Regions from separate parts of the Mus musculus genome. Here region 2 is linked to region 1. Evidence: chromatin loops called from intact Hi-C (ENCODE). Cell type or tissue: left cerebral cortex. All regions are shown on one strand. Each heading gives the region's core, and the rest is flanking DNA. Links, peaks and the distances in the headings are about the cores only.

Region 1 (7,910 bases), core at 1,129-6,128:
CCAATCACATCTCTTTGCTGTGCATTATTTCCAAATAACAGCAACAATATCATAATACTGACTAACATAACAAAACTTTCCCTTAGACAACTGAAAACAACTTGTTTTTCCATAATAAAAGACAATGTTTTCTTGAGGAAATTTTAGGCTTTTAGTATCCTATAACTTATATATGAATGTGTAGATTTCTTACACTTAGTCAGTGATAGCTAATATAGGTTGTGTTACATGAGACATAGAAAGCAAATATCTATTTAGACTGTGTATATCTGTATACAGACATTCTTAAGAGAAACATTTACAGTGCCTATTTATGCTACTGTGTAATTTTACTTAGAACAATAAATTCTAGATGACTAAGTTAGAACCAGATGGAACTCTATATTATATTGTCCCTCATTTTTCTCTTTTAATTACCTGATATTTTAAAAAATTTAACAATATCCTAAAATACATAATTCAAAATTATATAAACATAATGACTTTCCTCACTGATATACACCTTCCTTCCTTTCCTTCTGGACTAACCCATCTCTTAATTAAATTCTCTCTCTCTCTCTCTCTCTCTCTCTCTCTCTCTCTTTCTCTCTCTGTCTTTCTCCCTCTGTGTGTCTGTGTACAGGTATTGTTAAGATATCAATATCTTCTGTGTTAGAGATGGCACTGATAACATCATATCCTTATATCCAGAAGACAGTATTTTTGTAGAATTTCTATCCTCTCTTATAACATTTACTCTCCATTTTGTGTAATGTTTACTGGGTTCCAAGTGGGTGTTCCGGATGCCCTACATAGAGCTAAGAACTCCAATATCATATTAATTACTTTTCAATTGATTTGATAAACAAACATGACCAAATCAAATTAAGGGACACATGATTTATTTAAGCTTATGGATTCAAAGTTATAGAGTCTATCATGACAGGAAAAGCATAGCATATTGTCATGAGCAAGAATCTAACTGGTCATATTTTATTTGCACACAGAATACATGAAGGAAGGAAACACAAATCTAGCCCTTAGTGAAATGCTTCCTCCAGCAGAGATGAGTCTCCTAGTTTCCATAGCCAAAGGGAACTAAAATTTTGCATCCTTTAGAAGACATTTCTAAAAAAAAAAAAAAACAACCATATTGTACTCCTGGAGCCCATTTATGCAGGGCTATCTTTGAGGCAGAATGCATAAAATTCAACTTCAAGTCTGCATAGACTTTAGTAGTATATAAATGCTCAATACATTTCTGAGATAAAGGAAATCTCTTTTTTTTCTTTACTTATTATAATTCTTTTATTCTCTTTCTTTCTTTCTTTCTTTCTTTCTTTCTTTTTTTTTTTTTGGTGTTCTTTATTTACATTTTAAATGTTATCCCCTCTGAAAATCCTCTATTCCCTCCCCCTCTCCCCTTGCTCCCCAACCCACCCACTCCCACTTCCTGGCCCTGGTATTCCCCTACACTGGGGCATAGAACTTTCACCGGACTGAGGGCCTCTCCTCCCATTGATGACCAACTAGGCCATTCTCTGCTACATATGCAGCTAGAGCCATGAGTCCCACCATGTGTTTTCTTTGATTGGTGGTTTAGTCCCAGAGAGCTTTGGGGTTACTGGTTAGTTAATATTGTTGTTCCTCCTATGGGGCTGCAAACCCCTTCAGCTCATTGGGTTCTTTCTTTAGCTCTTTCATTGGGGACCCTTTGATTTGTCCAATGGATGGCTGTGAGCATCCACTTCTGTATTTGTCAGGCACTGGCAGAGGCTTTCAGCAGACAGCTTTATCAGGCTCATAAGGCAATCTCTTAAGAACAATCACTGTCAAAAACAAAATAAAAGAATAAAAACAGTAAAACTCAGCAATGCAATGACAGGACACATGTAATCCACTCTAAACGAGGAGAGCAGTGATGAGAAGCATTGGACTGAAATAAGATGGATTTCGAACAAGGAAAACGCTGACTTAATGTTCACTATGTAGGACTTCAATTCCGAAGAGTTTACCATACACCGATGTGGTAACTTTTCTGCTAACAGCATACGTTTTCTTGCCTTATTTCTGCTCCTTGTCTGCATCTATCCTTGTCACACGTGTCACAGCTCTGTCATAACCAATATTGTGGGGTCTTAACTATAGGGGTGTGAAATTATGAATATATTTCTTACCTTTTTTATAACCTCACCTCAAGATTTGGTAATACATCATGAGGTCACTTTAAACTTAAGACTTCTATCCTATTGTGTCCACAGCCTGTTTGTGTACTCTACCTTTAAGAAACCAACATATCAACCTAACTTAGTTACCTTGCATGTTTGATTTAATCAACTTTTACTGCCAGAGCTACTGTATAGCCTTAAGTTATGTAACCTGTCGTGCCTCTTATTCAGAGAGATGCATATGTGTCATTCACTGATAGTAAAAAGCACTGCTATAATTGAGTATGTAAATATATATATGTGTGTGTGTGTGTGTGTGTGTGTGTGTGTGTATTTGGTATTTGCTATCTGTGTCGGTTGTAGTCAGTGACTTAACTCTATGTAAAATTCCATTAAAGATTTCTATAGAGCATCCCTAATTCCTTTTTCATGTACTGATTTTTGTGCTACTCAGTAAACACAGTTCAGACCCTTATATAGACATACATACAGGCACAATGACAGGTTCACAGAACAGCCTCTAGGTGGACACAGATTCAGACTCACGTAAGAGCCAGAGGACAGGACACAAAAGATGAAAGAAGTAGAGAATGCAAACCTGGGTCCACTCTTGGTAAAATAACCAAAGTTGAAAGTCTTTTTGTTGCTTTCTGTAATGCAGCACTGGCATGCATGCGATTGGTGATTCAAAAATTAAATGCTAGCCGGGCGTGGTGGCGCGCGCCTTTAATCCCAGCACTTGGGAGGCAGAGGCAGGTGGATTTCTGAGTTCGAGGCCAGACTGATCTACAAAGTGAGTTCCAGGACAGAGAAACCCTGTCTCAAAAAACAAAAACAAAAACAAAAACAAAAAAATAAATGTTAATATGTGTAATCGATGGATTTCAAAATGATTCAGTTTTACTGACCCAGTTTCATTCAATGTTGTCCTGAAGCCACCTCACAAAAAATCTCTGACTGCTACATGTGGGAGAAGAAAAATGACTTCCAGTCTTGTTTTTCTCATGTTCCAATCCGCACGGACATTGCCAAACTTAACTGCCTTCTTCAGATAGCCCTCATATCCACGACTTCCATAAGCAATCACTGGTGAGTTCTTTCTAGAAGCAGAAATCCCTTTCAGCTTTTTGCTATCAAAGTAGTGTTGAAACGGGTTAGACATTTGCCTTGATGGTACCTTTCCTATCTTTTTAATGCAAAGCAGTAACCTTCCTTTTGATCCTTAATCACCTTACCACCCTTAATAGTCCTAGATAATTAAAATACAATTGCATCGTTCACCTCTTCATTTTTTCCTCCTACCATTCCTCTGTCCCCTCCCTCCAATCCTTCACATGACCACCCATTTCTTTTCAACAAAGTAATGACTACTTCCTGTGTGTACATACATGTTCAATGTGTTGTATGAATAGTTAAATAAAACCTGAGTCATTTTTTGTATGTATATACTTTCAACATTGACCACTTAGACAGCTCAGCCATGAGGGCAGCTAATTCTTTCAACATTCATTAGATGCCTGTATTTCTTTGGCTAGGCATGAGATATCATGAAATTTTCCCTTCTGCATTAGCATATGTGTTGGCATTATCATCGTTCAGATCTTGTTAAGGCAGTTATTTCTAAAACATACAGTCTGACAGAAGAATTTCCTCATGTCTTATAATCTTTCCTAATCCCCTTTCCCAGCACTGGAATTCCATGAACCATGAGGAGAGGGATTTGATGAAGACATCATGTAGGACTGAGTGTTCCAAAAAAAAAAAATCTCACAATCCCTGTGCATAGTCCAGTTGTGCATTTCAGTATTAATTCCCAACTACAAGAGAAAACTTTTCTGATGAAGGCTAAGCAAGGCACTGATTTCTGAGGTTTTTGTTTTACCAGTCAGTGTACATAAAACCTTCTGCCTTCATGAATGGTAGCCAGCAGGTTGGAGGCTTCCAGCATAGTTGCACTTTGTATGCTGTATCCAAGTGTAATGTTACACCTTTTTATTCATCCATCTGTTAGTCGACATCATCCGACATGAGTGCTGTGAATATTTCTACAATTCATATGGATATGCAGGTATCTCTAGGGTATGCTAATATGAGTTTTTAAGGCACATGCCCAGAAGCAGCATAGCAGGGGCATATGGTATCTCTATTTTTGCTTTAGTAAGGAATCTCCATTCTGATTTCCATAGTGACTAGATAAATTTCCATTTAAATCAGAAGTATGTAAGTATTCCTATTTTCCATACACGCACCATTCGCTCCCATCCTCCTTGTGCTGAAATGGAACCTTAATCTATTTAAAAAAATAATAATTGCACTCAATAAACGTCAGATTAAGAGTCCTTTATGCCATTGAGAGAATCGCCAAAACACTAAAGAGTAGTGGGATATTATAAAACTAGGGAAGTGGGGAGACACCACATAGGCACAAGACGAGTGGCAAAAGTTTCACAAATTCTGTTAACAAAGGTTCTAAGGCTTTCTTTGATTGAAATAATGTATTCTATGTTGTCGAACAGTGGCCCTATGGAGACTGCAGGTCTCATCACATGCGAATATTCTGCTCTGCATGAAATAATTAGCTAGCAGCTGTTGAAGGAGTATGAAGCTGGGAATGGTGTTAGCTAAAACTTGGAAAAATGCAATCCCTTTAGGTAGTTTATTGATAAAAACTTACTGGGCAAACTGTACTAAAAAAACATGTTTGCAGAGCAACAGGTGTAGTGCTACCACAGTAAAATGTTTTTGCTCTGCTTTTCTTTCAAAGTTCAGTCTCATTCTCAAAAGGAAAAAAGAAAAAGTCTACCGAGAAATGAAATTAAGAAAGTTGAATTATTACAAAGCATAAAGAGCGAGACTATATGTGTAGTAAATTAATGCTATAATTCATCTTTTGACCACCTTATCCACGCAAGGAAAAAGCACACAGAAGTATTTATTCTATATACAAAGTGTATATGAATTTTGAATATTAAATTCTATAAAGTAACAATTGAGTTTATACATAGAAATAATAATTTTCTGATACACAGGAAAATTTTCAGAATTGGTTAGTAGGAAATTCCCTTTAAAACATTTCTATGCACGAAATTAAAGCAAAATTTGTTGGAAAACCATCTGTCAATATTAACGTCTTAATAGCCTGGGGAGTGGCTGAAACTCTCAGATGACTAGGGCACTGCTTGTGAAAACTGAACATATGGAAAATCTGTTACTCCAAACCCCATGCATACTTGGGAGATGTAGGGATGTAGGAGAAGTTCTCAACAATGTTACTTGTAATTTTTATACACTTACAAGAAGAAAATCTCATCATGATGAGATGCATATTTGAATATCACAGCGTATGGAGAAATCCTTACAAGACACAAAGGACAGAAGCTATTTTCAAGCAAAGTGTTAAAATCCATATAGCTTTTAGCATAATGGAGTGTTCACAATATAGTCGTACTAGGGATATTGTCACCTAACTAAATGTAGCATTCTACATTTACTAGCATTGGCATAGATCAATGCTACAAACTCAATATTAGGCACAAGTCAGATACAAAGAAAGCAATGCTGAATGACAACACATGGGACATCAAGCTAGGCAGTTTCTAATGGCAATCAGTTTTAAAAGGGAAAGACAAAAATGGTGACTAGCAGGTCAAAGAAGAAAAGGTCTGGGTGTCCAACCTGCAAAATTTATTAGTGCAATTGTAGTACAAACTTGGGCGAGTAACCAATTGATACCTGATTTGCAAATGAAAATATTAATTTTATATCAGGGCGTGGCATTGGGGAAACAAATGACTCTTAAGGTAGGTGCTATGTCTAAAAGTATACAGTGAACAGAAAACAAACTCAGTGGTATCTTGGGAGGTTCTTTATCTCTTAATGTTCTGTAAGGGCATTTTTTATTTCTTTTTTAACACAACAGCAGTTCCTTTGTATATATTTTTTGGCTTCCATTTTTGCGTTTTCATGGTATTCCTGTAAATGCAAACACAGAAACGTTTATGTCTCTGTATCTATTACTGTGTTTCTTGTGCATTTTTTCTGGTCCATTTTCTTCTGTTTGTTTGTTTTTCTTATTCTGATTGGTTTTGTTTTATCTTGTTATAATTTTTTTTTATTTTATCACTGACAAGAGACAGAGAAGGGATGGAAGTTGATGGAAGTGGACGTGCTGAGAAAATGGGAGGATGCAGGATGAGGGGAAACAGTGTGTGCTAGTTTGAATAGGTATACTACCCTAGACTCATGTGTCTGAATGCTTGGACCATAGGAAGTGGCACTACTAGGAGGCATGGTCTTGTTGAAGTAGGTGTGGTTGTGCTGGAGAAAGTATATCACTGTGAGAGTGGGCTTTGAGGTCTCAAGAGACACACAGTGTGTACACATTCTTCTGTTGCCTGCCAATAAAGACGTAGAACTCTGGGCTCCTCTAGCACTAGGTCTGCCTGCATGCTGCAATGCTTCCCACCATGATGATAATAGACTAAATCTAAAACTCTGACACCATAAACCAGCCCCAATTTAGTGTTTTATTTTCTAATAGCTGCCATGGTCATGGTGTCTCTTCATTGCAATGGAACCCAGAAGCAAAGACACAGAAATTACAGTATAATATATGAAAATAATCTAGTTACTGTAAAATAAAAATAAAATATTCAATGCAGCACAATCAAAATTTTAATACAATTATTCAGAGATAAAGAAAAAAAAAAGAAATATGATTGTTTACATTGAGGCCCAGAAGGTCAAGAATAATGGAAGTGATACTGAATGCACAATGCTGAGCACCGTGAAAGAGATCATTTTATCGAATTTTAAGTTATACTACAAGGTCATAATTATCAAGACAGAATGACACTGGCAAATCCAGAGAAACATTGATCAATGTAATATAATGGCACACCCAGATATAGAACCATGCAACAACATTTACCTTAAGTTACCTTATTTTTAACCAATATGCTATCTTTGACACTGGTTGTGCAGAAAATGAGAATAACTAATTAAATGGGATATCACAAAATTAAGATCTGTACAACAAATATTAAGATCTGTACAGCAATAAAACCCCAAAACAAAAAAGAAAACAAAACCAAAACAGCAACAACAACAACAACAACATCAAAAACAGTGATAATCAAGAGCTTACAGGGACTAAACCAACAACCAAAGAATAAAAGTGGAAAGACCCATGGCTCCAGCTCTATATGTAGCAGAGCATTGCCTTGTCTGGAGTCAATGGGAGGAGGCCCTTGATCCTGTGGAGGCTTGATGCCCCATTTGTAGGGGAATGCCAGGGCGTTCCCCTAGAGTGGGAGGAGATGCACCCTCATAGAGGCAAAGGAGATGGGGAATGGGATGGGGGTTTTGCTGAGAGGAAACTGGGAAGAGGGACAACATTTGTAATGTAAATAAATAAAATAATCAAAAAAATTTCAAGTCCAAAAGTAATTTATGAAAACAACTAGAAACTTCTCAAAAGAAGAATTGGAATTGCAGTATTAAATATTTTAATAAAAGGTGGGGCATTCCTTGCTACCCATTCCAATGACCGGGGAAAGACACACTCAGCCTTTATATTCTTATATGCTTTAATCAGCTCAATTGTTGGCCACTTTCTAAACTCTATGTGGTTAATTCAAATCCTGAGTTATTACTTACTAAATCCTATATTCCAACTTGGCTGCTCTGGACCCAGAGTGCTGAGCAGCTGGAATTAGTTCTACCTCAAGACCCAGCTATACCACCCCTGGGCATATACCCAAG
Region 2 (7,910 bases), core at 1,047-6,046, 240 kb after region 1:
AAGCCTAACCTCTTTCTATTATAAGATATTGTATATTCTATTTATAAGATATTATATATTTTATTAAAAACAACTTAGGTTTGAGTACTTGAATACAGTATTAACTTTGTAGAGATAATATTCAGATATAATAAGTTCAGAACATTCCATTATTTACACTCTTGTTTTATGTATTCTGATATGTTTTGTGTGCTGAAAACCTTTGTTGGGAAAATGAATGTTGACGACTCAGAACCTGAAATGTGGTGTGTCACAAAAAGCACACGGTAGGCACTTTAAAGAATATTAGTGTTCGTTTCACTGAAATGTTATACGTAATGAGTGGACTACATAAACTCATTTTTTAAAAATGACTAAATATACATAGCTTTCTCATGACGAAGCCTGGAGCAGACATCACAGAAGATATCCTCATGTATTGCCTTGCTCTCTGTCTACTTCCTTAATAAAACATTGCCACAAATGCCATTTAAGTGTTACGCAATATTTTGCCTCACAGTTCACTGTAGGAGGAGCTCAAAGGCAGGAGTCTGAAGCATTAGCCACATAACATCTTCAGGAAAGCTGCAGAGAACAATGAATAAAGGCATGCCTAACTAGTTTAGTTTCTCTGTCTCACTCTGTAATCCCACCCACCATTACAATGGGAATACTGCGATCCCAGTAGGGTAGTTATTCCACCTCAGTTAATGCAATCTTCGTAATCTCTCATGGCCATGCCTCAAATTCCAATTCTACATACTTCAGTGGAAAATTAACACTAACCATCATGCAGGCAGGGACATTTGTTCCCTTGAAAGACTACAGAACTATGCTCTAGAAATATCATTGGGATTTAAGTATTTGCTTAATCTCTCATTGGTAATCATTCTTTAGTTTTTTGTTGCTGTTGTTGTTTTTGTTTTTGGTTAATTTCATCTAATTGTTTATGTTGAAAGATGATCTTACTGTGTAGCTCTGGATGGCCTGAAACTTGTTCTTTAGATTAGACTGTTCATTTGTTTGTTGGTTGGTTGGTTGGTTTGGTTTGGTTTTTACATTAGATATTTCCTTTATTTACATTTTAAATGTTATCCCCTTTCCTGGTTTCCTCTCAGAAAACACCTTATTCCCCCCCCCTCCTCCTGCTCACCAACCCACCCACTCCTGCTTCCTGGCCCAGGCATTCCCCTGTACTAGAGCATAGATCCTTCAGAGGACCAAGGGCCTCTCCTCCCATTGATGACCAAATAGGCCATTCTCTGCTCCATATGCAGCTAGAGACATGAGTCCCACCATGTGTTTTCTTTGGTTGGTGGTTTAGTCATAGGGAGCTCTGGGGGTACTGGTTAGTTCATATTGTTGTTCCACCTATAGGGCTGCTGACCCCTTCAGCTTCCTGGGTACTTTCTGTAGCTCCTTCATTGGGGACCCTGTGTTCTGTCTAATGAATGACTGTGAGTATCCACTTCTGTATTTGTCAGGCACTGGGAGAGCCTCTCAGGAGACAGCTATATCTGGTTCCTGTCAGCAAGCTCTTGTTGGCATCCACAATAGTGTCTGGGTTTGGTGGTTGTTTATGGGATAGATACCCAGGTGGGGCAGTCTCTGGATGGTCATTCCTTCAGTCTCTGCTCCACACTTGGTCTCTGTAACTCCTTCCATGGGTATTTTGTTTCTCCGTCTAAGAAGGATCGAAGTATTCACACTTTGGTCTTCCTTATTCTTGAGTTTCATGTGTTTTGGGAATTATATCTGGCATATTCTGAGCCTCTGCAAATGGATGGATCTGGAGGTTATCATCCTGAGTGAGGTAACCCAATCACAAAAGAACACACATGGTATGCACTCACTGAGAAGATTAGGCTGTTCTTAAACACACAGAGACTTTTTGCCTCTACCTTCTGCAGTGATGGGATGAAAGGCAGGCTCCATCATGAAACAGCAAAATCAATCTTTCTTTCTTTCCTTCCTTCTTTCTTGCTTTCTTGCTTATTAATAGTGTCTTTGCATCTTTTCTTGTTAGATGTTCTACATCTGATATAAAATATCTCCTATTTTATTTATTGTACATAACATTTTACAATATGACATTTACAAGTATGAAATTAGTTGACTATAACATACTTTTTTATGTATAGGAATCTTGATATTTTATGCATAGTGGATATATAATATGTAAATAAGTATAATATAATAAAGCATTCTAAATCATCCCAAATTTCTCCACATATTTTTAAATATCCAAGTAATGTTAGTTTCTAAATATTTTTATTTACTTAAAACCCATACTCAGACTGAGCTTTGGAGAACTGAGTTTCATTCATAAACATAAACTTCCACATGACGATTTGAGTTTATATGCAAATCACTTAAAGCAATTGAAATTCCAAATTTAAATTCTTCAATTGTATTTGTTAAATTTCCTGTGGTCAATTCCCATCTATGCATACAGGCTACTTCCAACCTTTATAAGTACTCCCAATGACACATTAAAAAGATCTTTTGGTCAGCATTGTCTATACTTGGCATACTTAAATCATACTCTCATTGTTTTTTAGCGGAGTAACATTGACTGGACAGTTTACATTTTCTAGTCTTCTGATTCCTTGTGTGTGGTGTTGTGTTGTCAACCTTTAATATATTTCTTCATGTTATGTTGTCCTCAACCATAAAATTATTTTTGTAACTACTCTATAACTATAGTATTACTACTGTTATAAATTATACTGTAAATATATGTGTTTTATGATGGTGTTAGCAACACTGTGAAAGGCTCATTCCATCCTATGGTGCCATGAGTCTCAGGTTGAGCACGACTAGTATAGAATAATAGAAATACTAGTGCCTGTATGAAGGATTGGCAATCAGAACAATCATTACACATTAAATATTTTGTGGTGAGATTTAAATTGAGAAGGGAATGGTCAGTTTGACAACTGTTAGAACATAGATCAAAATTAAATTCCAGGACAAATTTTTCAATAATATTCACAAATTTAGTCTTAATAGTAAATATTCCATGGAGTCAAGCTATCATCTCACTCAGCTTACTCAGAAGTTGAACCAAAATGTTTAGTTAGCAGACAGCCTCATGGGACAAGAATTGGACTGTAACTTCAAACTTCACTAATTTTTGAACTGCTTAACACCTTGAAAAAAATCCATATACATTAGTGCTGGTGGTTCCTGTCAATCTGAGAAGATACAGAAATACCATGAACAGAATCTTCTCTGCATGTTTGTGTCTGGGCATTTCTACATAGTTTGTGAAGTGAGAAGAAACAACTTAAATGTAGTTGTGAACATTCCATGCATTGGATATGCAGTCCACTGGAAGGAAATGAGAAAGCCAACAGAACAACAACTCCTAGTACCCTTTGCTTTCTGACTCTGAATGTTATTTTCAGGGCTGTGTTAAGCTGCTACACTGTATCCTGGAACTGTGAGTTAAAGTAAAACCCATTTTGTTTCTATTGCTTTTGTAGGGTATTTTGTCCTAACAGGAAAAAGAACTATGTATCTAAGTCATCACAAAAGATTCATTTCCCTTTGATGGCACACCCACAGCTTTCCTATGCCAGAACTTCCCAAGCAAGGCATATTTGTAGCCTCTGTGTTGATGCCATAAGGCTTCACAACTTTTCTGTTTTCCTTTGAGGCTCTGCCAAGAGACAAATGATAGTAGCTGTATCTTTTGCTATAGCTGTCTTTGAATAAATTGTTCTTTCTTGTTTTTGTTTGGGTAGCACTGATATATTGTCATAGTTTTTGCAGACATTTCATTGCTTCACATTGTATACTGCCTGATTCTGTTGACATACGCTGTCAGCTCCTTGAGCATCATTATCTTCAGTTTATTTATGATAATCTAGTGTCATCACTAGATCTGAAATTTCACATTGGGTTCACTTCCCTGGATATGTGTTTATATTTTAGTAAATGTATTTTGTTATAAGTTCCCTGCATTTGACATTGCTCATGGATTCAGAATATATATTTTCACATTGTTTTGCTGTAATTTGTATTTTTTAAAATATTTTGCTGACTAAAAGTCTTGCTTGATATAGGAAGAGAAGTTAGCATGCAACATAGTAGTGAGCCTTTTGTTCCCTGCCAGCATCACAGACTGTTGATTTTGTAATTCTTATGGAATCAGCACTTGCTTGTACAAATTTTGCTTTTGGTCATCAATAAATCTCGACAAGTTCTCCTTCTATCTCAATTTTCTTTCTTTTGGGAGCTTGGCTTTTCTCCAGAGAGATCATTCTCTCTGGTTGTGCACCTGTTCGGGAGAGTAGACTATTGATTCTATGTTCTGTGGAATGTAACCAGTAAGTTGGGAGCCCAAGACCAAAAATCACAAGAATTACGTTATCATTAATCATTGCAAGATATCCTGGTGTTTTTCCAACTATTCATCCATTCGTTTCCAAGAAAACCACCTACTTCTCACATGCACTTTCGCTGTAATCATGATTGGTTTGTCATCCTTCTTACTGGCAGATGGTGACTAAGGATGACTTGGGATTTGAGTGGACTCCATAGACAGAACTGGATTTGGATAAAAGTGATTATTTGAAATCACATTTCTCTGATCCAATGGGCAGCATTGTTAGTTGATAGGAAAAATACCTCAAGCCAAATTCTGAATTAATTATTACTTTGTTAAAACATCCTCAGGTCATAACTAATGAGCAATTTAACAAAATTAAGTAACATGCATTCCAGAAAGTCCTTTCTTCTAGAGCTAAGTTCCCTCTTTATACCTAGATATTCTTGCAGCCTTCTAATTACAGTCTTTCTCCAGCTGTCAACTGCTCCATCTTGCCAAAACCTCCCACAATTGTCAAAAATCTTTTCCCAAATTTGAAAATGCCAGTTTATTCTTAATGCAAATTTTTCATATGACAAGTACATATGTATGTACATATTTTAAATGTTGCACTTCAGTTGGGTTAGGTATCATAAATAAACATTACTTTAAACCAAGGAAGGCAGTCAGTTTTATTGAGGATTTCAGAATTACATTAGTATTGTGACACACAACCTGACATAAGACAATGTGCATACTTCTTAGCATTGCAAATCATGACTATGGTAAATTTTCATGGAAATTGAGACCAATTGGACAGACCTGGAAATAAAACTGACAATGATTTCCTTTCAGTATTAACCTCTGGGTCAAAAAAAAATCTAGAAAATTAGGGAAAAGCTTCTCAAGAGACAAATGTAAAACATATGAAACTTAAGTCCTAACTACTGAAGTCACTGGGCACTTTGGTCATAGCTCTAAGAGGTTTCCTGGACATTTGACCCAAAGCTTCTGCTCTGAATACTACATGTTATAGCACAGAACAGCGTTATTAATGCTCCCAATGGAAACAATCAATAGTCCTACACAGTTGTGATGCTTATGAATAATTATAACAATGACCAGCATTTCAAAATATCCCTAGAGAAGTCACTTTTATTTTTTGTAAACAACAGCTGAATAATTGTCATTAAAGCCCTTCAACAGGAAAAAGTGGGGTGGAAGGATGTATAGGATGTGAAACAGTCAGAAGGTGGACTGGGGGTGGAATAAAATCTGGAGTGAAGAAAGAAAGAAGGAAAGAAAGAAAGAAAGAAAGAAAGAAAGGAAGGAAGGAAGGAAGGAAGGAAGGAAGAAAGAAAGAAAGAAAGAAAGAAAGAAAGAAAGAAAGAAAGAAAGAAAGAAAGGGAAGGGAAGGAAAGGAAAGGACAGAAAAGAAAAGAAAAGAAAAGAAAAGAAAAGAAAAGAAAAGAAAAAAAAGAAAGAAATTTAAGAAATGCATAGCACAACAGACAATGGACTGATCAGCCCCAATTTTAAGTACAAAACAAAAGTTGTGCACATAAGGCTCAGGACACATGGTAAAAGAGTAGGGGAATGATTGCATAGGCTAGAGTAATAGAAGTTTTGCTTGAAGATTGACTTGTATATATGACAAGAAAGCTACACTTTGGAAATCTCAATAATATGATTACCTAAGCTCTACCCAAACAATGACACTACCTGGTGAAATAAAACATGGATGGAGAAATCTCACAGGGTTCCACCCCTGGTTGAAGAAATACAGACAATACATGACTTCTAATAGAACAAAAATTAGTTTTCACATTGATGAGTACCTAACTGGTTATCTGATACCACATTATTAATTTTTAAAACATGTAAGTACAAACAACAAACCATCTCACTGAATTCATAAAGAGACCTTGAATCTGAATGTGTTTGTGGAAGCAACATGAGAAGGGGCTGTAGAAAGAAAAGGGGAAATGGGGTAAATACTGCAGATACATGAAATTTTAAAAATAAATTATAAAACAATATTAGGTGGTTAACACAAAAAGACAAGAAGAAATTTTAGGAATAAAATATGAGTTTGACAATAGTTATGAATAAAATAATGTGTAATATACTTGATAGTTCTTCTGACTCATTTTTCATAGCTACAACAGAGAATAGGAAATCCAATCAAAATAATAAATACTGTTATTAATTAAGAAATCAGGGATGCATTTGATCTATGCTTGCATAAAACTTGTATCGATAAAACCCCAAAAAGCATTCTACTTGAAAAGCATAGCTAAGGTAGTAAAGGTATTTAAAATTTTTCTATCAAAATTGTATTTCTATCAATGACAATTATAAACATAAATGATAATTAAAAATATTAAGAGAATAAGTTGAGATATAAAGGACAGGATGCCACTAGTCTCTCCTTAAAACCGTCAGGTCGATCCCCATCCCCCTGTAACTTCTCACTTACATATAGTGCATTCTAATAACTGATTTCAAAATAAGAATTTTTTTGATGGACACTAGAGAGCCAAGCTATGGCAATAATCTTGAAGATTTTCTGATACATTTGGGAACTGCTTTTGATATATTAAATCCCACCATCTATGTTCGATATCTTTCATGGTGTCAACACATCATTCAACTTGTAACTTCAAACATCACACATATTTTGCTTCAAGCTCTTATTCATAATTGTGTTCTTAACTGAAAAAAAAGTCCTTCAAGCTTTGAGGCATACTGCTCAAGTTTGTTTGAGAGATTTATTTTGTAAATGAAGTAACAATAAATGTGCAGCAAAGGGATCTGGTTTGAAGGGTAAGGTGGCTCTTGGAAATGATGAAGTTAGATTTGATTTCTTTGATGTATACCAAACACGAAACTTCACACTGATATTTCCCAGACCAAAGGCTCTATTGATGTAGGCAGAATAACTATAGAAAGCTCTTTAAAATGTAAGGAATGATTTTAATTTGTATTTGAAAAACTAAATCTAAAGATCATGGTTGAAGCCATTTAAGCACCTTCTCTTCTGTTAGAACAGCCAATGCAGAATAGGTGATGGAAGGATTGTGAAAGGAGTAACAGTAAGTTTTCTATGATAACGATTATCCTATCAATATCAGAAGTTCTACCCATGAAGTTTTAAAATGTGACTACCCAAATATGTGCTCAACCAGGATAACAACAAATAGCCATGTCAAGAGTAAACAAAGAAAGGTCCACAAGGCCTTCTGAAGAACAACACACAAAAAACACGCAACATGTATGTAAGGAACACTGAGAGCAGAAAAAAATGTTTTCTTCAGAAAAGAGGAAATGAATTGATTACACAGTACCAAGTGGTCATTACTGAAAACATACAATTAAGACTACACTGAGTGAGAAAGATGTATTTAGGAATATAGACAGATATGGAAATAAATATAAATATTAGGTAAATAAATAGATATAGATGTAGATTAATATATGATATAAATGAATGTGTAGTAACAATTAAATAAAAAGTGACTATGAATTTGAAAAACAGAAAGGGGGTTTTTGGAAGAATGAAATGCACTAAAGCCTGCACTCACTTTCTTATTTAATGTACGTCACTTCATATGGC

What was found. Hi-C counts contacts between places; a loop is a spot of excess contacts. Peaks named below come from ENCODE experiments on the same cell type or tissue, not always from the same donor. Only the 100,000 strongest peaks of a DNase experiment are listed, where the experiment ranks them.
Region 2: a loop joins it to region 1, with 2.7 times the contacts of the local background. A loop is called at or near these places in 2 of 42 quality-filtered maps.

What each region holds. Positions count from the first base shown.
Region 1 is chr14:112,226,484-112,234,393 of GRCm38, forward strand. No RefSeq gene overlaps it. Among named protein-coding and RNA genes, the nearest start is that of Gm41243, 490 kb to the right of the region's middle. In left cerebral cortex, for the core only: no CTCF peak of the experiment used is centred there; a DNase peak (open chromatin) is centred at 4,158.
Region 2 is chr14:112,461,705-112,469,614 of GRCm38, forward strand. No RefSeq gene overlaps it. Among named protein-coding and RNA genes, the nearest start is that of Gm41243, 260 kb to the right of the region's middle. In left cerebral cortex, for the core only: no CTCF peak of the experiment used is centred there; DNase peaks (open chromatin) are centred at 3,573, 4,503 and 4,818.